Linked DNA regions of Mus musculus: all the other regions are linked to region 3. A link is a loop called in an ENCODE intact Hi-C map of the cell type or tissue named here. Cell type or tissue: heart. All regions are shown on one strand. Each heading gives the region's core, and the rest is flanking DNA. Links, peaks and the distances in the headings are about the cores only. Region 1 overlaps Itsn2 (intersectin 2). Region 2 overlaps Atad2b (ATPase family, AAA domain containing 2B). Region 3 holds the start of Gm46332 (a long non-coding RNA gene). Region 4 overlaps Itsn2 (intersectin 2).

The links. Hi-C counts contacts between places; a loop is a spot of excess contacts. Peaks named below come from ENCODE experiments on the same cell type or tissue, not always from the same donor. Only the 100,000 strongest peaks of a DNase experiment are listed, where the experiment ranks them.
Region 1: it touches region 3 in a loop (2.5-fold over the local background); 5 of 42 quality-filtered maps call a loop at or near these places.
Region 2: it touches region 3 in a loop (5-fold over the local background); 7 of 42 quality-filtered maps call a loop at or near these places.
Region 4: a loop joins it to region 3, with 2.3 times the contacts of the local background. A loop is called at or near these places in 6 of 42 quality-filtered maps.

Annotation. Positions count from the first base shown.
Region 1 is chr12:4,624,509-4,629,984 of GRCm38, forward strand. Itsn2 (intersectin 2) reads left to right here. Exons shown (of 40, transcript NM_001198968.2): 3 at 383-475; 4 at 2,022-2,085; 5 at 3,325-3,488; 6 at 5,037-5,243; 7 at 5,360-5,456. Among named protein-coding and RNA genes, the nearest start is that of Gm3625, 34 kb to the left of the region's middle. In heart, for the core only: no CTCF peak of the experiment used is centred there; no DNase peak of the experiment used is centred there.
Region 2 is chr12:4,970,554-4,976,029 of GRCm38, forward strand. It overlaps Atad2b (ATPase family, AAA domain containing 2B), which reads left to right. Exons shown (of 28, transcript NM_001362349.1): 16 at 3,415-3,726. Among named protein-coding and RNA genes, the nearest start is that of Atad2b, 56 kb to the left of the region's middle. In heart, for the core only: CTCF peaks have their summits at 2,601 (motif pointing left) and 2,801; no DNase peak of the experiment used is centred there.
Region 3 is chr12:4,569,099-4,574,574 of GRCm38, forward strand. It overlaps Gm46332 (a long non-coding RNA gene), which reads right to left and starts at 475. Exons shown (of 3, transcript XR_001780543.1): 1 at 388-475. In heart, for the core only: a CTCF peak has its summit at 2,968 (motif pointing right); a DNase peak (open chromatin) is centred at 2,983.
Region 4 is chr12:4,635,232-4,640,707 of GRCm38, forward strand. Itsn2 (intersectin 2) reads left to right here. Exons shown (of 40, transcript NM_001198968.2): 13 at 350-499; 14 at 1,316-1,456; 15 at 2,508-2,595; 16 at 4,424-4,563. Among named protein-coding and RNA genes, the nearest start is that of Gm3625, 44 kb to the left of the region's middle. In heart, for the core only: a CTCF peak has its summit at 3,404 (motif pointing right); no DNase peak of the experiment used is centred there.

The DNA.
Region 1 (5,476 bases), core at 183-5,182, 55 kb after region 3:
ACTTAGGATTCCACATCTTTTGCCATGGTTCTGCTGGGGTCCTTCACAGTTAACACAGTAGATGGTGGTCCTTTCTAGGTATTTCTTTGAGAATGAGAATGATACTGTAAACTTTTTATTGCCACTATTTACCTCATCCTTGTGAGTGGTGTACAGTGATTATTCAATAGATGTTAACTGAGTAGATGACTGGAAAGCCTTAGGGTTGCTGTATGTAGTTGATAGAATTCTACTTTATGTCCTTCAAACATTAAATAGTCTCATCAAATGAATGTTTACGATTCATGTTTACAAGTTAAAATTTTGTGTTCTTGTGAATGACATAGTTTTGAGCAGGCTCATGTACCTCCTATAATATCTTGGCCTTTCATATATGTTTTAGGAGGGCCAAATATGTGGGCTATTACATCTGAAGAACGTACTAAGCATGATAAACAGTTTGATAACCTCAAACCTTCAGGAGGTTACATAACAGGTTTGTATTTAATCTTTGTTATATTATTTATTATAAATATGTACCTGTTTATATATCTTAGAGTTAAGTTTAATAACTGCTATCAAAATTGTATTAAGTAATAAAATTCATATCTACCAAAACTCTAGAATTTAAAGATACTTTATTTTTCCCACAACTGTCTTAATTTGTTGATTCATTTTGGCATATGGGAGTTTTTTTCTTAAATTCTAAGTGGTGGTCCAGAATCCATTTTATTACATATTAATACTATTTCAAGAAGTTTTTTTATTTATATCTTATACCAGATATTTTTCCCAGAGTTTCCCCCTCAAAAAAAAACTTTAAAAATTTTTTATTTATTTAGGATTTGCTTGTTGTTGTTTTGAGAGAGGGTCTTGCTGTATAGCTCAGACTGGCCTCTAACCTGTTACATCCTCCTACCTTAGCTTCTTCTGACTGCTTAGATTACAGGGATGTGGCATCCCAAAGTCTGTTTCCATAATGCTAGCTCCCCTTTGAGAGATAGCATTAATTAAGTATTAATTATTGGTGTTAACAACTTGTCTTGTAGAAAGACCACTAGAATAAAAGAAGTGATCCGTTTGAGTTATCTTTCTTTTCTTTTTCAAGAAATGAAACTTTCCATTTTCGTTCCACTGCATCTTAATGCTTTTATGTATAACAGTTGTCACAGAAATGACACCTATACCATTTTTTGGCTTTGTAGTATGCGTTACTGTGTTTCACCTTCACAGTACCTCTGTGAGGCAGATACTGTGTTCATCTGTATTCACAGGGTAAAGCCTAGTCCAAGAAATGATGTGGATTTGCCTAAGGCTATCATGATGACTACTGATACCTTTCAGGCCTTCTTCAGAATCCATCCCCGTATTTATTATAGTCCGATGTCATTTGTATTCCTGCTGTACCATCCCTGCTGTCAGAGTTTGACTTGTTTCCTGACGAGCTAATAATAGTTATCCATGGCTACTAGAAGATCTGAGATTCCTGAGTCAGGACCTTACCACTAGTAGTGCCCATGTTTCTGTTGGTTTCCTTTGTTCCCTGATTCTCAGCAGGATGATAACAGTGTCAGAAAGATACGTGTTACAGGAGAACCCGAGCTCGGGAACGCCATCATTCTGTAGCAAAGTCGTTCCTTGTTCCAGTGGGAGACATTATTACTTCAGTCTTCAAGAGTTTTCATTTATAAGTCAAATTCTGAAAACCCAAGCAGAGGAATTGGGTTTTGTTCTTGGTGTGTTCAGCAAGTATACATACACGTATCGGGAAACTCGTGAGCGATGTTTCCCTAGCCCTTGGTAGTTATAATTATAGAACTTGTTTAGGGTGAAGAATCAAAGATGAGTAGCACACTCTTTCTTCACTGATTAATAGAATGTTTGTGGTGACATATTTCTCTAGACTGTAAACACCTTCATGTGTACACTTATAACTTTGCTGGAGTTAAGTCAGCACCATGTGCCAGCTGTTAGGATTTGTAGGCATTGGAATAATTCTGCTTACTAATGCACCCTTTGGCTCTTGTGCTTATTCCTTTTAGGTGATCAAGCCCGTACTTTTTTCCTACAGTCAGGTCTGCCGGCCCCGGTTTTAGCTGAAATATGGTAAAACACTTTCTTTTGTAAATGCATTTAGATTTCTAATCGGCTATTGTTGTTTTTTAAATAGTATGGTGTTGACATCCAGTTATTTCCATTTGTACTCTGCTGTTAAATAAGAATATTTTGTTAGCTTTTTGAGAAATAAATTATACTAAGTAAATGATTGAAAATAATTTGAAGTGCTCTATAGAAAAAAATTCTAATTTAATTTGAATTCAAGACAGAATGTAAGAGTTAACATTGAAAAATATTTCTGTCTAACTTGACAAAAATTTCAAATTCCTTTCTATTATTTTGTTGTAGCTTTATTGGTTTTCATCATTTGTAAACCCCAAAGTGCTATCCCTTTCCTTGCTCTTACTTTAAAAATATTCTAGAGGGGTAGCAGAGATTCTTGTGGCTAGTGGCAGAGGGCCTGGGTTCAGTTCCCAGCACCCACATGGCAGCTAACAACCATCTATAACTCTATTTCCAGGGTATCTTTCACCCTCTTCTGACCTCCGTGGGTACCAGGCACGCACATGTTGTACCTATACATGTAAACAAAACACTCATAAACATAAAGAATTTTAAAAAATCTCTTAAAATGTTCTAGAATATCTGGGGTCATGTTTTTTAAAAATGTATTACAGTAAATAAGATCTTCTACTCCATTCCTTTTCCTTATAGAACATCTGTGTGCTTGACAGAATGCTAGTAGCAAACATATTTTTGATTATTTGAACAAGTGAATAAATTAAATTTAGAAATTATGAGCCTATATAAAATATACACACTATGTAACCTTAGATGTCCTAAAACTCACTGTGTAGACCAGGCTGGCCTCAAGCTTGGAACAATCCTTTTCTCTCTGCCTCCCTGATGGCTGGGATTTGAGAGGTGTGCTATTGTTCCTGGTTTAGGACTACGTTATTCTGGAATGATTGTTTTCTATCTTCACTGCTAGAAATCCTCTCCGAACTATCTAGATTCTGTATAGCCTATGAACATTTTGCTAGATACTATTTCTGGCTAGTATTTCTCACTGTTCAGGTTTTCTGTTATTCATACACACACACACACACACACACACACACACACACCACACACACACACACACACACACACACACACACACAATATTAAGTGACAGTCTACATGTGAATGCTTTGCCATTGTTTTCTTTTTCTCAACCTCAATAGTCATTTATATTTCCTCATTACCACCCCATATACTGATCTACTTACCTCATTCTCCTTTTAGGGCCTTATCAGATCTGAACAAGGATGGGAAGATGGACCAGCAAGAGTTCTCTATAGCTATGAAACTCATCAAGTTAAAGTTGCAGGGCCAACAGCTGCCTGTAGTCCTCCCTCCTATCATGAAACAACCCCCTATGTTCTCTCCACTAATCTCTGCTCGTTTTGGTATGTACTTAGTAATTTAGCTGCCCTATTTGATTGTTAAGATTGATTCCTTGGGGATCAGGAAAGGATTTATTAGCACAAAATGACAATCCCTAGACTTCCAAGTTACTTTTCATGCCTTTAAGAGAAAAGATTATAAATTACTATCATAGCTAAGTGTCCCTGTCTGGTCTTGCCTGAATCTCCTGTCACAGTTACTAGTCGTGAAGTGAATTATCTGCCTCTTCAGTTACAACTGACTCTAAATACAGTTCCTTATCGTCTCTTCTGTCTTTCATGGATGGAGAAGCAGGATGCTAATTACTAGAAGCTACAGAAGGGAGATGATGGTGTTGGGGGTCAAGGACAAATGGTCAGTTGGTACAAAGTTACTGTTAGAGAGGAGAAATAAATTCTAGATTCTGTTGTATGGTAGGGGGACTGTGGTTAACAATTTTGTATTGTATATTCCAAAGAAACTAGGAGAGAAGATTTTAAATGTTTTTAGCACAGAGAAATGATAAATGCTTGGGATGACAGATGTGCTAAACATCCTGGTTTGGTTATCATATATGTATACATGTATCAGAACACTACACTGTAACTCTTAAATAGGTACAGTATTAATATTAAACAATAAAACAAGAAGGTTGAAAATTTAAACACGCCTAGTGGGGTTTAATCTGCATGGTAATTTAAAATCATAGATAAGTAAGATTTTCTTTAATTTAAAGGTTAATTAGCCAGCTAAATTGAGGCCTAAAAATTGTATACTTTGTCCTAATTAATTTATATACTCATCAGATATTACCAATTGATATGTTTTTATATAATTTTGATTGGTCAGTTTCTTATGAATTATATGTGAAAAGCAGTAATTTTGAATGGAACATTCAATAAGATGTCTCTATATTGAGAAATGCATTTGTTTACACCAGATGTTAGGTTTTAAAACACCTTATTCTTCCACTGTTGTACTCAGCTGTAGAAATAAACACCAAATCACCTGGTGGCCATATTCTTATGTTATAGTTAGTGTTCAGCAGTTAAGAAAATAGAAGTTATCACTAATTTTAAAGACTTGTTTTTGAATTTTATAACTTAGAAGAAAAGTGAAATGAGTGGTGCATTTGCCAATAATACATATACGTAAGCAAGTCCACCATATCATCTGCTAATTAGAGCCTGTTTGTTTGAAGAATAAGGATGCATATTAGCCTAGTAACGTAGCAGCTCTGGATCTGTTTTCCTTACTCAGAAAACCATGTAGTCAGGTAAGACATTTTATCTTTGAGACACTATATGTAGTTGACAAAGATTGCTTAGTCTTAGTGGCCATAAGAGAAGGAAAAGAGAAGGTCTGCTTGTAGTTCATACATGAAAGACAATATTCGGGCAATAGCTTACCCCATCACTTCAGATGCAGGGCTGCTTTATGGAATATTTTAAGGATAATTTACCATGGCAATTTTGCAAAATTGAGGGTGCTTTTTATACTGTAGCTTGTTTTTTGAGATGTATTTTATAGTTGAAAGTACCATTGGAAAATGTGTTCTCTTATTTCTTTAGGGATGGGAAGCATGCCCAATCTGTCCATTCATCAGCCATTGCCTCCAGTTGCACCTATAGCAACACCCTTGTCTTCTGCTACTTCAGGGACCAGTATTCCTCCCCTAATGATGCCTGCTCCCCTAGTGCCTTCTGTTAGTACATCCTCATTACCAAATGGAACTGCCAGTCTCATTCAGCCTTTATCCATTCCTTATTCTTCTTCAAGTAAGTGTCTAATAAGTCAAGATGTGAGGAAGAAACTGTGGTTTGTTGTTCACAGAGTTCCTTCTTTGTGGAATTGCCTAGTACCAATCTTTTCCCTTTTATCATTTTCCCTCCAGCATTGCCTCATGCATCATCTTACAGCCTGATGATGGGAGGATTTGGTGGTGCTAGTATCCAGAAGGCCCAGTCTCTGATTGATTTAGGATCTAGTAGGTATGAATACTTATCACAGA
Region 2 (5,476 bases), core at 130-5,129, 400 kb after region 3:
GTACATTGGCTTGATCTTTGCAAAGCCTTGTGCTGCTTTATGGGAGAGGGTGGTACTTGGTTAAAACGAAACAAAACAAAACAGAACCCAGTCTTTCCTTTTTGATCCCTCTCCCCTTTATTTATCATATTATGGTATTAGAGTTCAGATCAGACTGGGAGCTTTTGTAGATTTTTCTGTGAATCTGTCACAGGATGAGCCTTAGTTGAAGTTCATAGTTGTCTTCAAGAAGTGAGAAATCCCTAGCTATTCTAAAATAACTTTCTATTACCCTGCCTTTCATCTGAAATGTTACACACTGAAGTTTAATTCTTTATCTTAATATTTGAGTTTCAGTTTTCATATGTGTTTCAAAAGGTCAGTCAGTATTCTGCACTTTTCCAAGTGACTTACTTTAGCATGCAGTTGGTCTTTAAAAGACATTTACAATGTAATTTCTTACTGGACTGAAACTTCTCTTGCTTTTCCTCTTTTTGTGGGGTGGCAGTATGTATGAGATATGTTTATATACCATTGGCTTTTTGGAGAGTTAAATAAAATTCCAGTGAAATTAAATGGTTGTGTGTTCAGTTATGGCATTGATTTCATTTAAGAAACCAGTTCATGTTAAGAATGGTCAAATGCAGATCTTCAAGTAGGAATAGAACTACTGTCCTATTAGAACTACTATTTTAAATTTATTTTGAATATTACTATATACCTCAAATATGTTTTAACATGTATGGTTTCAGTTCAGTGGGATTTATGCCTAACAAAGATTATGCAGTCTTGGTGAATATCTGCAAGGATAGTTGGCCTTTTATAGGCTATGGACTTTGACTTGAGATACCTTGGAGGCTTTTGCATGCATATCAGGTATTCTTTTTAAGTAATAAAGAAATTTCATAAAAAGCTGGTGTCAACATTTATACAAAAAATAGCTTACAATTAATAAAACGGATTATCTAATGTTTTCTGTTTATTTTCAGTGAGAGGCTTAAAACAACGAAAACATGTCTATGAAATATCTGTATTTGGGGCTTTCATTTTGTTTGTAATTTTTCTAAAGAAATCCTCATAAAAATATTGATCCTTTTTTCTAACCTAACCCTTTATAGTTATATTTTCAATCTTTACAAAAATTATAACCTAGCCGGGCGGGGGTGGTGCATGCCTTTAATCCCAGCACTCGGGAGGCAGAGGCAGGCGGATTTCTGAGTTCGAGGCCAGCCTGGTCTACAGAGTGAGTTCCAGGACAGCCAGGGCTACACAGAGAAACCCTGTCTGGAAAAACCAACCAACCAACCAACCAACCAACCAACCAACAAACAAACAAACAAAATTATAACCTAATAGTAACATGAAAGAACCATGTTTCTTCAGTCTGTTGGTGTCCAGTAGAGCATTGTTTAGGAATGGTGAATGTGGGTTTTGAAAAAGGATGCTTTAAAAACAAGAACGTAAACGTTTAACTTTTAAGGTTGTTTCTTCTGTCAGCATCCTCTGTTTCCTAAACTAGAACACTGTGAGAGTACAAGGTGTGCTATCACTTAGAGCAGGACAAGAGCCCCTGAGGGAGGGCCAGTGTTCACCCAGAGCATTGCCGTTCTGGTGTACTGTGTTCAGTGTTTGAATCCAGTGAAGCATATAGAAGCAAGTGAATGGTTCTCAACTTTTTTGTGCATCAGAGGAATTTCTAAATTTTTCTCAAAATACATACTTAAAATTTTAAACTCTCAGAGAGTGACTCACTGTTGTGGAGCCTGGGAGTTTGCATTCATTCTGATGAGTTTTTAAAATTGAGAACCATAGATACAGGCCAGTTAATTTCGCACAAGCAGATAAAGACAATATTGTCTGCTTTTTTTTTTTTGTCTAGTAATTGTGATTACCCACTGAAAATTTTCTTTAGAAAATGGATTCTGATATTGTTAATAAAGTCAATCTTGTGGACTCAATTAGGAAAGAATGAATAGCGTATTGCCATTGTATATAATTAACATGTTACTATGGCAAATATACTGCCTTATGTTCCTGGAGGATTTATGAGTACTTCTATAGTTGCTGTTGTATCTCACCAGCCTCTGAGCTTTTCTTGTTAACTTGAGCAGCTGTTGTAAAGAGGACCACTGCGTGTCCATTCACTGTGCAGATATTTACCGGGAATATAAGTATGGTTCTTATTTGATGATGGTAGTTTATTTTTATCTTACAAAATTCATGTTCTTGTGATTATTTTCTACTTTATAATGTTATACAAGTGTTCTGTACTCATTTTGTTGAAGTAATATAAAAACTGTATGTCAAAGAAAAATGTACTTAAAAATTTATTAATGGAGAAGTATAAAATAGAAGACTAATGATAAACATAGTTATTCTGAAGAATTATTTGGGAGTTAGATTGTTATAATATTTCTTTAATCTGTTTATAGTTTTTAAGGCAAATTCTCAGATTATAAACTCACGAGTCATTTTTTCCTTTTGTAATCATTTTTATTTTGGTATTTATAAGTATCATAAAGTCAACATGAAGTATAAAGAGGAAGACAACTCAATAGTGATCCCTAAGTTTAGGGCATAATGTTCTATAACTTGTTCAAGTGGCTCCCCCTGCTGGTGCAACTGATAAGGGTGCCCAAGTGAAGTTTAATTTAGTTGCTGATAGTAAAAGACAGTCTTTGGCTAATCTGAAGGTTTTGGTTTGTTTTTCCCTTTTGTGACATGAGTTTCTAGTAGATCATTTTTGTAAATGTATGTTTTGCAGAAGTAAGTAGGTAAGTAATGAGAGTCAGTGTGGGAAACAATAGTCTAATTACAACATTAAGTTACAGTGCTTTTCAACTTGTTAATGACTATTGTGCTATGCTCAGGTCTGATGGTAAATTATAAGTTTTTGAAGATTCTCCTTATATATAATACCTTTGTATCACTTTTTCATATGTATTTAGGAAGTTAGTAATATTAGAAAAAATAAGCCAGGAGAGGTGACACACACCTGTAGTCATAGGTACTCAGCACGCCAGGGCAGGAGGCCTGGGCAATTTAGTGAGATTTGGTCTCAAAATAAAATCAAAGAAAGATGAAGAATGTTGCATAGTGGTATAGTGTGAGGATAAAGTCTAGATTAAGATTAGTTATGAAAGATTGAAATGTAGCAGTAATTCTTTGAAAACTTGCCCTGAAGAAAGCTGTGCATCGCAGTCAGTGGTTTTTGACACACAATACAGGACTTTTTGTGTTAATGTTATTAGCTTATGTTTTTGATAATTTAAAATACTTAGAACATTTTTAGTCAGTTTTGTTAGGTGATTTTAAAGGATTCATTTCAATTTTGCCAATGATTACTGATTATTTTAGATAGAAATGTATGTATTATGAAACCAGAGTGATCTTCGGAAGAATTAATTTTGTTCCTTTTCTCGTTTTGTGCATTAGGCTACTGTGGAGCTGACATCAAGGCCCTGTGTACAGAAGCCGCCCTGACTGCCCTGCGGAGGCGCTACCCTCAGATCTATGCCAGCAGCCACAAGCTGCAGCTGGATGTCACCTCAATAGTGCTCAGCGCCCACGACTTCTACCATGCCATGCAGAACATCGTGCCTGCTTCCCAACGTGCTGTGATGTCTTCAGGACAGGCGCTGTCCCCCATTATAAGGCCATTGCTAGAAAGAAGTTTCAACAACATCTTAGCAGTCCTGCAAAAAATATTTCCTCATGCAGAAACTAGCCAGAGTGACAAGAAAGAAGGTACTGTAAACTACTTTTTTGTATTGTGAAAATAAGAAAAACATTTCTTCATAAGATTAATTAGAACTTTATTTCACTCATCACTGAATATTTCAGAACTCACATGTTGTCTGTAAATGGTGTTGCCTGGTGAATGTTTATTCACTCTTAATATGGAGGATGTTAGAAAGTAGACTATAGTAATAATTGCTTATTTATTATAAAGTGCCTAATTTATCATTCATGAATCCATATCAAAGTTCTATGAGTTTTGAGGAGATTGAGCACTTTGGTTATGCGAGGTCACTCAGTAAGATTGGAGGCCGACTCAAGCCCAGGGAGCTTGCCTGCCCCGGCCGTGCTTTGTTCGGACGCTTCTGTACAGTCAGCTCATTTTGATGATGTTGACAGAGCACTCTTCATTTGTGCCGATGAAAATGAAAATGAGCTGTAGGTAAGGGAGTAACGTCCAGCCTAATTGTCCATAGTTATAGATTTCATTAAGCCCGGGCCTGTAATTTGGACCTGAGATGAAATCAGAACATTATCCTAAAAATCACATTTTCATGAGGAAAAAAAAATTCTGCTGGAGATATAAGTTAGTGAGAGGCATGCTTGTCTACCTTGCCTGAGGTCCTGATTCAGCTCTCAGTTCTGTGTCAGCTGGACATGATGGTGCACGCCTGTACCACTGGAGAGGCGGAAGATGCAAGATCAGAAGTTTCACGTCATCTTTTGAGGGCTAGGTCAGCAGGACAACAGGAAACCTTGTTTCATCTCCCCCAACCCCCCCAAAAAGTTTAGGTTTATGTTGAAATCAAGTAAGACCCATGAAATTTGAAGGTGAAGTAGTGAGGGTTTTATTTTTTTGTTGGTTTAACACAGGGTTTCACTGTGTATTCCTAGCTGGCCTGGGCATTTTGCCTGCTTCTCTCTCTACCTGGGATTAAAGCCACGTGCCTGGCATGAGATAGTGTGTTTTGATTATTTTAAATTTATCTTAATACTCTCTTTACTTAGTGTGTAGCTTATAACAAATAGAAAATTGTTCAGAGAATTATAGCAACATTAAAATTCATTGATGTTGTCTAATGAATATCAAATGAGTATATTCAGTGAATCATGAATATTATTCAATTTGACTGTCATTATAAATATATTTTTTCAAAGACTAATTTTCTTTAAAGGAAAACTTTACATAGAACTCTTTGTTCCTTAAGGTTTTTTTGACAGGTAGGGTGTGGACAACTATTCCTGAGCATATCTATGAATCAGGCTCTGTGCTGTGATTTGTGTGTGTTTTTATCTGTGATAGGTACGTTCTTTGTCTTTCTTTTCTGAGACAGTTTCACTCTGGAAATCATTATATAGCACTGGTTGATAGTTAAACTTATAACAATCCTCCTGTCTTACTCTCCTGAGTACACTATTACAGATAGGAGTCATCACCCTAGCTTATCTATGATTTTTATAACTGGGAACACACATATAAATATCTTTATCTAAAACTTTCAATAAAAAACAAAAAACAAAATGATTTGCTTCTTTAGACAATGCAGGGACTCCCCAGGCAGACCAACGGAGTCAACTGCTGGACCCTCGGGGTCCAGAGACTGAACCACCAACCAAAGAACATACAAGGGCTGGACCTAGGCCCTCCATCCATGTGATGCAGACACTCAGCTTACTTTTTGTGTGGGTCCCCCAGCAACTGGAGCAGGGGCTGTCCCTGACTGCTGCCTGCCTGTGGATCCTGCTCCTCTAACTGGGC
Region 3 (5,476 bases), core at 365-5,364:
TTTTTTTTTTTTTTTTTTTTTTTTTTGAGACAGGGTTTCTCTGTGTAGCTCTGGCTGTCCTGGAACTCACTTTGTAGACCAGGCTGGCCTCGAACTCAGAAATCCACCTGCCTCTGCCTCCCAAGTGCTGGGATTAAAGGCGTGAGCCACCACGCCCGGCTCAGGATGAGAGTCTTAAGACCATACTCACAGTGACTCACCTACTCCAACAGGGCCACACCTCCTAATAGTCCCACTCCCTGGGCCAAACATATAAAAAACCATCACACCAACTCAGCCACAAAACCTTGAACCTACAATTTGTCCTTCCTTCAAGATGGGAGGTAAAGGTGTCTTAGAACTTGTGGGAGTGGCCAACTAATGACTAGTCCAACTTGAGACCCTCACCATGAAAGGGAGCCCATGTCAGACACTGCCTGGAAGACTAGGAACCAGAGTCTGGAGAGACCAGAGACCTAGAGTAGAACCAAACATGACTGGCAAGATAGAATAGAATAGAATAGAATAGAATAGAATAGAATAGAATAGAATAGAAGAATAGAATGAACTGTCAATGAAATGATTCCTAATGGTATTTTACAATACTGGTAGACCAGAGCCTAGTATAATCATCACCAGAGAGGCTTCATCCAGCAACTGATAGGAGCAGATGTAAAGAGCCATAGCCAAACATTTGGCAGAGCTCAGTAATCCCTCAGAAGAGAGGGAGGAAGAATTGTAGGAGCCAGAGGGGTCAAGGACACCACCAGAACACAGCCCACATAATCAATTAACCAGGGCTCATAGAGGCTCACAGAAATTGAATTGGCAATCAGGAAATCTGTACAGATCTTACCTAGGTCCTCTGCATATGTTATGGTTGCGTAGCTTAATGTTCTTGTGGGACTCCTAACAGTAAGAGTGGGGCTATTTCTGACTCCTTTGCCTGCTTTAGGAACTCTTTTCCTCCTACTAAATTCCCTCATCTAGCCTATTATGAGGGTATGTGCTCATACAATAGTCTTAGTGTAACCTGTCATGCCATGTTTGGTTGATATCCCTGGAGGTCTGCTCTTTTCTGAAGGGAAAAGGAATGGATCTATGGGAGGCTTGGGAGGTGGCAAGAGGAGGTGAGAGGTAGTAGGGGGTGTTGGGAGGAGAGGAGGGAGGGGAAATTGTGATCAGGATATAATATAGAAAAGAAGAATAAATTAAAAAAAACAACAACAGCAAGAAAAAAGTGTGAAATTATGACCACTGTGCCACTTATATACAGGTCTTACTCTATTGTCTCTCTTCAGATTAACGTCAAAGACTTACAATTTGTAAGTTCTGTGTGGGCTTGGTTGTACAGCATTCTATACGCATTATTCTGGTTGGAAAAGTCTGGCATATAGGACAGCATTTATTAAGATGCCATCAAAGAGATTTGGAATGGCACTTACTTGGTAGAGCATTTGTCTGATGTGTACCAAGCCCTGGGTTCCATCCTCACCCCCTGAGCCTGGGCTTGGTGACACAGCCTTGTAATTGCAGCAGAAGCAGAAGTGGGAGGATCAGAATTCCAGCTCATTCCTGAGCTCAAAGCCAACCTGGGCTACCTGGGACCCAAAGTCAACCTGGGCTACATGGGACCCTACCTTAAACAGCACAAAGACCAGCAAAATCTCCTGGTCGTCTAGATCAGAATCACCAAGCTGAAATGTTTGGTAAAATATAAATCTCTCATGCCAGTCAAAATCTACCAAAGGTTTGGGAATGAGGTCTTTGAATGGGCAGTTTAAACATAATTCCAAAGAGAAATTATACATAGATATTTATGTGGTGGTGTTTGTGTACAGTTGGTTTAATTTTACATACTTTTAAAGAAGGGAGTATTAGGGTGAGAGAAATGGCTCAATAGTTAAGAGTAGTAGCTGGTCTTCCAGGTGACCTAGTTTCTATTCCTAGCACCCACATGGCAGCTAAACACCATTTCCAGTTCCAGGGGACCTGACACTCTGATCTCTGTGGACACTGCTCACATGTGGTACACAGACATACATGCAGGCAAAACACTCATACATGTAAAATAATAATAATAATAATAATAATAACAATAATAATAATAATAATAATAATAATAATAATAAATATTTGTTTGTTTGTTTTGTTTTTGTCTGAAGCAGGGTTTCTCTGTGTAGTACTGTCTGTCCTAGAACGTCTCTGTAAACCAAGCTCGTCTTGAACTCTGAGGTCTGCATCCGTCTGCCTCCTGAGCACTGGGATCAAAGGTACCACCATGCTCTGCATAAACCTTGTTTTTTTCCTTAAAGGAACTATTTTCATTGATTTCCCAGACTCAGTAAGAGACTGACATTATCTCAATCAACCAATTTGAGGGTAACATATAGATAGGATAAAATAAGGCAGAGAAGGGAGGCAGATATTAAAATCATATTCATGGATCTAGGTTGAACAGAGAAGGGTGTTAGGTTTATGGTCAGGGAGAAAGACTGGCAGGTGTACTGGGCTTATTGTGGATAAAATCCTGTCTCTTAGGTTTGATTACAGCATTGCCCTGCATAGTTTTAAATGAGGTATGGTTTGGAATAATGTCTTCAAGTAGTTCTCATACCGTAATATGTGTAAGAATTGTATCACTCCCAAGGTTGTTGGGCAGACATCTTCAATTCAGACAAACTCGGCAGGATATTTTCTGCAGGTGGTACACTGAACACACTTGGAGAACCACTTGGTTCTTTGTTTTTCTTTTTACTTGACAGAATATTCTGTTGGAGCTCACTGGAGTCTCCCTGGGTCTAACAGCAAAGGATAGTTCAAAACGGTCTTGACTGCCCATGTAAGCAAGAACTGAGAAAACAGCTGCTCAAAGACAGTTCGAATCCTCTGCTAAGCGTCCTGAAGACAAAAAAAAAAAAAAAAAGGAAATGCCAGTTTAAACAGCAACAAGGAGCCACACACAGTTGGTTCTGTTTGTTCTGACCTGTAGGGGGAGTACAAGGATTGGCTTACACAAACACTCCTGCTCTGCAGTGTGGGTGGGGACAGATAGGGAGGTGCCCTGTACAGGTCAAGGACACACAGAAGGTTTTATTGCTAAGAATGGAAGGCGCTAAGCAGTAAAACGCATTTGCTTAGCTGTGTAATGTCCTTTCCAACTGTCTTCTGTGGTTACCTGGATTGGATTTGTTAAGGATTCTTAAAGGAAAAAAAAAATCTGTCACTTGTTTTAAAACTAGGTAAATTATATTCTGAAGGACTACCACGAAGTTGTCTTGCAGTGGGTGAAGTAATCCATCTTAACTTTTCTTTTTTTTTTTAAGATTTATTTATTATATGTAAGTACACTGTAGCTGTCTTCAGACACTCCAGAAGAGGGCATCAGATCTTGTTACAGATGGTTGTGAGCCACCATGTGGTTGCTGGGATTTGAACTCCGGACCTTCGGAAGAGCAGTCGGGTGCTCTTACCCACTGAGCCATCTCACCAGCCCCCATCTTAACTTTTAACACAGTAAGGACAGGTACGTATGGGCAGCCTCTGAGAAGGAAGGGATAGAAAAGTTGAAGAATCACTAAGAAAAGACAGGGAGTTATTTTGTGGGGTGGGGTAGGTGCGTTAGAAACAGGGGTCTATCTATCTCTAATTAGCTCTGGCTGTCCTGTAACTTACTTTGTGGAGCAGGGTGGCCTCAAGCTCACAGTGCTCTGTGTCTGTCAGCCTCTGGTGTGTACCACCATACCGAGATTTTGGTTGCTATTGTACTAAAGGGATTTGATAGGACTCTTACTGAAGGAAGGTAAGGCCTTAAACACAAGGCTGGAGGATAAAGAATTGGTTCAGATAAAACTGACTTAGTAAGATTCCTGCTAACCTGGGGTAGTCAGGCCTAACAAAGGTCAAGACCCACTTTAGAAGGGGCAAAGGGCTCTAACTAAAATTTGGTGAGGGACACAGTCCTGCTAGGGCCGAAGGAGAAAGTGTTCTTTCCCTTTGGTTCTATTGACTGTTTTTCCTCAGAATATAATGAAAGTGTATCCCTGAGGGCAAAGGACCTCTCTATACAGACCTTAACCATTGAAATCCTGCTTAAAGTTGAAATAAATATTCAGGGTTCCAGGATCCAAACTTTCTTTTATAGATGACAACCTAGATGATACAAGCATTCCCGAATTTACAATGGGGCTATGTCATGTCAAAAATGTATTTAACATGATTAAGCTTCCAAACATCGTAGTTTAGAAACACAGCACACTCTAGAATAATGTCTGCTTGTCCTTGTGTGGCTGGCTCCCTTCTGACACCCAGGATTGTGAGGTGGTACCACACTGCACATATCTAGCCTGAGAAAACTTGAAGTACACTTTCTGTTGAATGTTTATGGCTATTATACCATTTATTTATTTATTTATTTAATACATAGAAGAATAGCTTCTTTATTTCATTATGTACATATGTGTTGGATTTATACTGGGTTTCTGTGTGAAATATACATATATTAATTTTATACAAGCACCAATATATACAAAAAATAATCAAAGCAGAAAAATCCCACATTAAATCATTATAAATTTGGAGGTAGTTGTAAAGTGTAAAATAAACATGGACATCCACACATATTCTGATTTAGAAAGTATGTGTTTAAAAATTGACTCTTTGGTGTATTATTATAGACCTATGAAATAAATTTAATTACATGCCCAAATTTAGTAAGACTCCCTAGAATGGGTCACAAACAAATTAAACCTGAAATACCTACAGGACTGCCCTGTGGGTACATTCCCTCTCAGTGTACGGGTAGAACAGTCCTGTTACCCAAGGAACTGAAGGCTCCTTTAAGAATGAGAAAGTCTCAAAAAGGTGAAATAACTTGTCTAAGACAAAACTGCTGGAAAGGTAGAATCAGAAATTTAAATGAGGTCTAAAGGTGAACCTTCAAAACCTTTCCTATCATGTTACAAAGATACACTTTAAACTTAAAATGAAATCATAGCAATGTTTTATAGCCCATTCCCCAGTGATATGCACTGAACTTATCAAAAGAACTTCCAAAGTCACTTTTTAAAATAAAGATTTCAATCTTCTATTTCAAGCCTGGAACCGTCATGACTAATTAGCCAGTACCAAAGGTCTGTGAGTCATGCCACCATTAAAACCACACTGCCTGTGCTGCCACTGTAATAAGGTACCTGATCTTTGGTGATTCAGCGCTGCCTCCTGGCCCCTGCTACCCTTTGCACTTAATTCATCCAATTGAGCAGCAGCATCTCCAACCCTAAGGTCTGGCATAAGCAGACGGCAAGGACAACAGAGCTCTTCAGATGTGCTGGTGCCCCTCTCGCCATTTTGCATCTTGTAAAATTAGTGAAGGGTGTGGAGGCCTTCCCATTGTGGAGGTTTAGGTTTTACACAAGGTACCCACTCTACCATTGAAATTTCCCTCAGCCTTAGAATCCCTTCATCAACACCAAGCAAAGGGATATCAGGCACTTCC
Region 4 (5,476 bases), core at 344-5,343, 66 kb after region 3:
AGGGCCAAGAATGGAACACAGTAAATTGCATTTTTCTGAAAAGTTGTAAATGAAATTGTCTCTCCTGATTCCAGAATGAAGGTATAATTATTCCTTCTGCCTTTTATACCTGTGAGGCCTTGCTTTGACTCTTTTAACAGAAGAGTGACTACAGCAGAAAGATGGCTCTGTGAAGCAACGGCCAAGTGATGGCTGAAAACCGCCTCTGTGGCTCCTCAGCCCCGTTGGGAACTCTCCACCTACCCTTAGGCACTGCGGCCACTCGCTCCTAAGTGCTGTCATCCCACAAGCTGTTGAATAATGTACAATTTTGTAAATTTAAACATTAACAGGAATTTGTTATCTTTAGGCAGCAAAACAGGAGCTTGAGAGACAACGCCGTTTAGAATGGGAAAGACTCCGTCGGCAGGAGCTGCTCAGTCAGAAGACCAGGGAACAAGAAGACATTGTCAGGCTGAGCTCCAGAAAGAAAAGTCTCCACCTGGAACTGGAAGCAGTGGTAAGCTAGAGCTCTGTGAACTTTATCTGCCGATGCCGCATTTCCTGTGCAGGCCGTGCTTGAGTCAAACAAGCAACCAAACAACCAAGCCGCTCACCTAAATGATCTCTTGCCGTTTCTTTCAGCTTGAAACACCAATTTTAAACTAATATTAGTCACTCTGCTTAACTGATTCTAACACATCAAATGTTAGAGGGTCAAATTCTTTGAGGTCAAATGAGAAGATAAACAAGCTAGACTCTCTTAAGCCTAGCCTTACTTGAATGGCAGGATTCTGCCTGGTGGATGCTTACCTAGGTACTAGAACCAAACTTAGATCTTGTGTAGTGAAAGCCTAATTTTTTTGTTGTTGTTGTCTTGAATTGCATTGAAATTATTTTTATAGATAAAGCATCATAATAACTTTAGTCAGAAAGATGCCGTTTTATGGCTTTAAATTAATTTGTACATGCCATGATTATTAACCACGTCGCAGTGCTACACCAGAGGTCTAAAACCTTTAGCTTCCGTGTACTATAGGGGCGTCTCAGAGCCATCATTTTGATGCTATATTTTTTTCTTAAAAATGGGAGAAGGTAGACTGGTTGGGCAGCTCCGCAGGTGAATGCCATACCTGGCAAGCTGAGGTTAGTCTTGAAGACCCATGGTGCACGGGAAAACTGACTCCCGCAAGCTCTTCTTTGACCTTCTTCTCAGACTGACTTTGAATTATAAATGTAAAGTGAAACTTAACTAAATAAAAATACTTTTTTTTCTGAGGGGACCCTGTCTTGTTAGCACTTATTTATTGTATATATGCATTTAATCTTCTGATAGAATGGAAAACATCAGCAGATCTCAGGCAGACTACAAGATGTCCAAATCAGAAAGCAAACACAAAAGACTGAGCTAGAAGTTTTGGATAAACAGTGTGACCTGGAAATTATGGAAATCAAACAACTTCAACAAGAGCTTAAGGTAGGTCTTTTGCTGCTGTCAGTCATCCACTCAGTTCTTCCTACAGACTCTGTGCCCCTGAGGCACCTATGATACAAAAGATTAGAAAGTCCACAGGCCTCTTAAACCTGAGCTGGGTTCTGCATAAACATGCACCACGTTGAACTTTAATGAAAATATCTTTACACACTGTTTTTGTCCATTGCACATGAAGGCACTAATACTGCCTGACAGGTTGACTACCACAGAAGCGCTGTCTCTTCCATGTGCCCTCACATGCCAAGTGGGCAGGGCAGGAAGGAATCCCCATAGTGAGGGAAAGTCCTCAGGGCTTAATCACTTCCTGTACCCTACCCAAACCTACAGTGCTGGAGTCATGTATCAGTGTGGAATTGTGGCGGGACACATGGATTCTTACCATAGCTTATATTGCAATAAAGCCTTTGCTATTAATTTTAGGAAAGTTTGATTAGAAGTTACTCTTCTTGGCGCTGTAGTGAGAGAACATCAAGTGTCCCTCTCAGAGGCCTGGCACTTATTTACTTGTAGAGTCTGGTTCAGTTATTGCTGTTTTAAAGACAGCATCTTAGAAGTATTGTCCACCTGGAGAGCTGCCCCACATAACTTCTCTCTCCACGAAGATGGACATCAGTTTTCCTCTTGTCCCAGCAAAGGTATTTCTTACATGGTTTGAAATGCTTCCCTATTTCTCCCTAAGAGCTGAGTCCCTCTTTGATGTATACATATTCATTATGGAGTGCTGTGGCCTGTTTACACATGCTGTCTAGTACATAGACACACTTCTCATTCCTTGCCAACTGTCAGCCAAAGTGCAGAAAGTTTCTGTCTCTAGACCCTCATTATGAAGGCATTTTTAATTATCTTTAAATTTCAGCCAGGCATTCCTAAGTATTTGATTAAATATTTTCTTTTTATATCCTATATAATTCTATACTGCAACCATGTAGTGTTTCTATTCTATGTAAAAAAGATTAAATCATGTTTTAAAGTTTTCAAAAAATTCTTGGAAATTATATTGGTTTTAATCAGATTCTAACTTTCTTTTGAAAAGGAATATCAAAATAAGCTTATCTATCTGGTCCCTGAGAAGCAGCTATTAAACGAAAGAATTAAAAACATGCAGCTCAGTAACACACCTGGTAAGACGCTACAGTTGGTTTTATTTCTTTTCTAAATCATTTTTAATATACTATTATTTTTAAAATGGCATTATTGTATTAAAATAATATTTTTCCCATAAGTTAACAATTTTAAAATAATGTGAAAAATCTCACATTAACAATCAGTGGGAAGCGTGACCTCATGTGTGAAGACTGTAGGAAAAGTGGGACAGCCACATGCAGAAGAGGGAAGCTAGCCCTGCCTTACCCCAGACCTGAAAACCAGCTGAAAGCGAATTCAAGACCGAAGCTTGGGTGTAGTAATGCTTGTCGTAACACTTGGTAGACTGAGGCAAGAGGACTGTTAGGAATCTGAGGTCAATCTGGGCTGTTTAGCAAATACCTGGTCAGCCTAGGCTAAAGTGTAAGACCCTTTCTCAAACCCAGCAACAGCAAAGATAGATTCAAACCTAAATGTAAGGTATAAGTTTTAAAACTCTCCCAAAAGAGAACAGACAAAAGTACCATGACATCTTTTGCAAGCATTTTAATAAAATATGTTTATGAATTCTTTGAGGATTTCATACACTGTATTTGGTTCATATTTACCCCCACTCCTCCCTCTAACTCCTCTAAGATCCACCCCTACCATACCATCTCACCTTCAACTCATGTCCTCTTGTTGGGTTTAGCAGGTTTTTAAAAATGTATTTTATGTGTTTGTCTGTATATATGTCTGGGCACTATACTTAAAGAACAATTAGATGCTCTTGAAAAAGAAACTGCATCTAAGCTCTCAGAAATGGATTCATTTAACAATCAACTGAAGGTGCCTGAGGTGGCCAGAAGAGGGCATTGAATCTGCTACAATTAGGGTTACATACAGCTCTGAGCCACCATGGGGATGCTAGGAATTAAACCTCAGTTGTCTTAACCAATCAGCCATCTCTTCAGCCCGATTAACAGTTTTTAAAACTCACAAAACATATAAAAATAGAAACAGTAAGTTGCCATAGAAATCAGACAAGAAATATGAAACAAATCATTTTATATCAAACCAAAAGGTTTCTGTACTACCAAGATGAAAGGTGACCCACAGATTGAGAGAAAAACTGTGTCAGCCATATATCCGTTAGAGGTTTGATAGCCAAAAATATATAAGGAATATACCCCCACCCCAAATCTGCAGAATAAACAGAAGGTTACAGGAGGACTTTACTTTTTCCACCATATGTTTAATTTTATTCAAATTCTATACTTGATTTTTATACCCTAAAAATACAAAATTTTAGGTTATGAATTTAGATAGAAATTTTACTATTTCATTTTAATAGAAAATAATAGAAAATACTCTTTTTATACCTAGTTTCTCTATCCTCTATCCTGTATATGTTTTTTAAAAATCATGTACAGTGAAACCCTCTCTCTTTACCTCATAAAATGTGTCATTAAATAACCCTGTTATTAATGCTTATTGGGTCCCTGCTATGAGTAGTTCTCTGTTCTTAGATCATTGTCAGTATGCAGGAAGGTACCTGAGGAGCACATGCTGTTAGCTGAGCGCTTACCCACGATAGGCCGTGGCTTCAGAGTCACCTCACGTAATGAGGTAGATGGTAGCATGCTCCTTGTGTTTGCTCAAACACCTTTTCTGCTTTGGAGTTTTTCAAGACCTGATCTTTCAGTACAGAACTAATCTTTGTATCCATTTCCTTTGAGAATCTTTACAAGGTATTATTTGGAAATAAAAAGGATTGTCTCTGTATTATATACCTTCTGTATCTCTTTAGTTACATCATTTTGACCAGACAGGAAATGACATGAGTATTTGCCAAATGTGACCTGACTTGATATTTTTGTACTTCAGATTCAGGGATCAGTTTACTTCATAAAAAGTCATCAGAAAAGGAAGAATTATGCCAAAGACTTAAAGAACAATTAGATGCTCTTGAAAAAGAAACTGCATCTAAGCTCTCAGAAATGGATTCATTTAACAATCAGCTGAAGGTATTTCTCTCCTTTTATCTTCATGCTTTATAGCTGCTGCTTGCTAAAAAAAAAAAAGCTACTGTTAACATAATGTTACATGTTACATTTTCATTATTGCTTATACCATGCCAACTACTAGAATCATAGTACTATTTTTGATGTTCTCTGAAGTTTAGTAACTATTTTGTCATGAGCCGAGATATTTTCCCTAGCATTTCCAGGGTTTGATGACTATATGAATCTTTTTATTGGCATCTGTGCATCTCAAAAGCAGCTTCATTGCCAGCCCTTCAGAAGTAATGTCAGCAACACCCTAAGGTACAAACAGACTGGCATGGTGGTGCACACTGTAAATCCTAGAAGTTGGGAGGCTGACACAAAAGGATCAGAATTCAAGGCCATTCCTCAGCAACCTACAGAGTTTAAGACCGGCCTGGGCCACTTGAGAGCTATCTCAGAGTGGGAAGGAGGGATGAGCATGGAAATTTCCAGACTGTCTGATGGTGGTCTTCTAACACTAAGTTCTTCTTGCTGGTTTGTCTCTGTGATCTAATATAATTAATAAGAAATAATACAATGCTTAGTGAAATCTAAAGTGAATCTGAGACCATAAATTTTATCTGAAAAGTAAAGTTCATGATTCATTGAGTTACTGTTTGCCACTGCGGCAGAGCAGATGCCCAAGGGACAGTGGTAATCAGATACTGAAGCCATATGAATGGAGATAATAAAATGTTAGTTGGATATTGAAGTTTCATTCAAATTTGGGAGTAGTCTCAGTTTGCCATTTGCTAACTATTCATAAAGTTATCAGAGCATACAGTTTTGTGTAGTAATTCTTTAAGAAAGATATTTTTCATATGTTTTTTTTTATCTTACTGACTTACTAGAGTAACTAACATTAGCAACAACTATGGAATAAACAGTATGA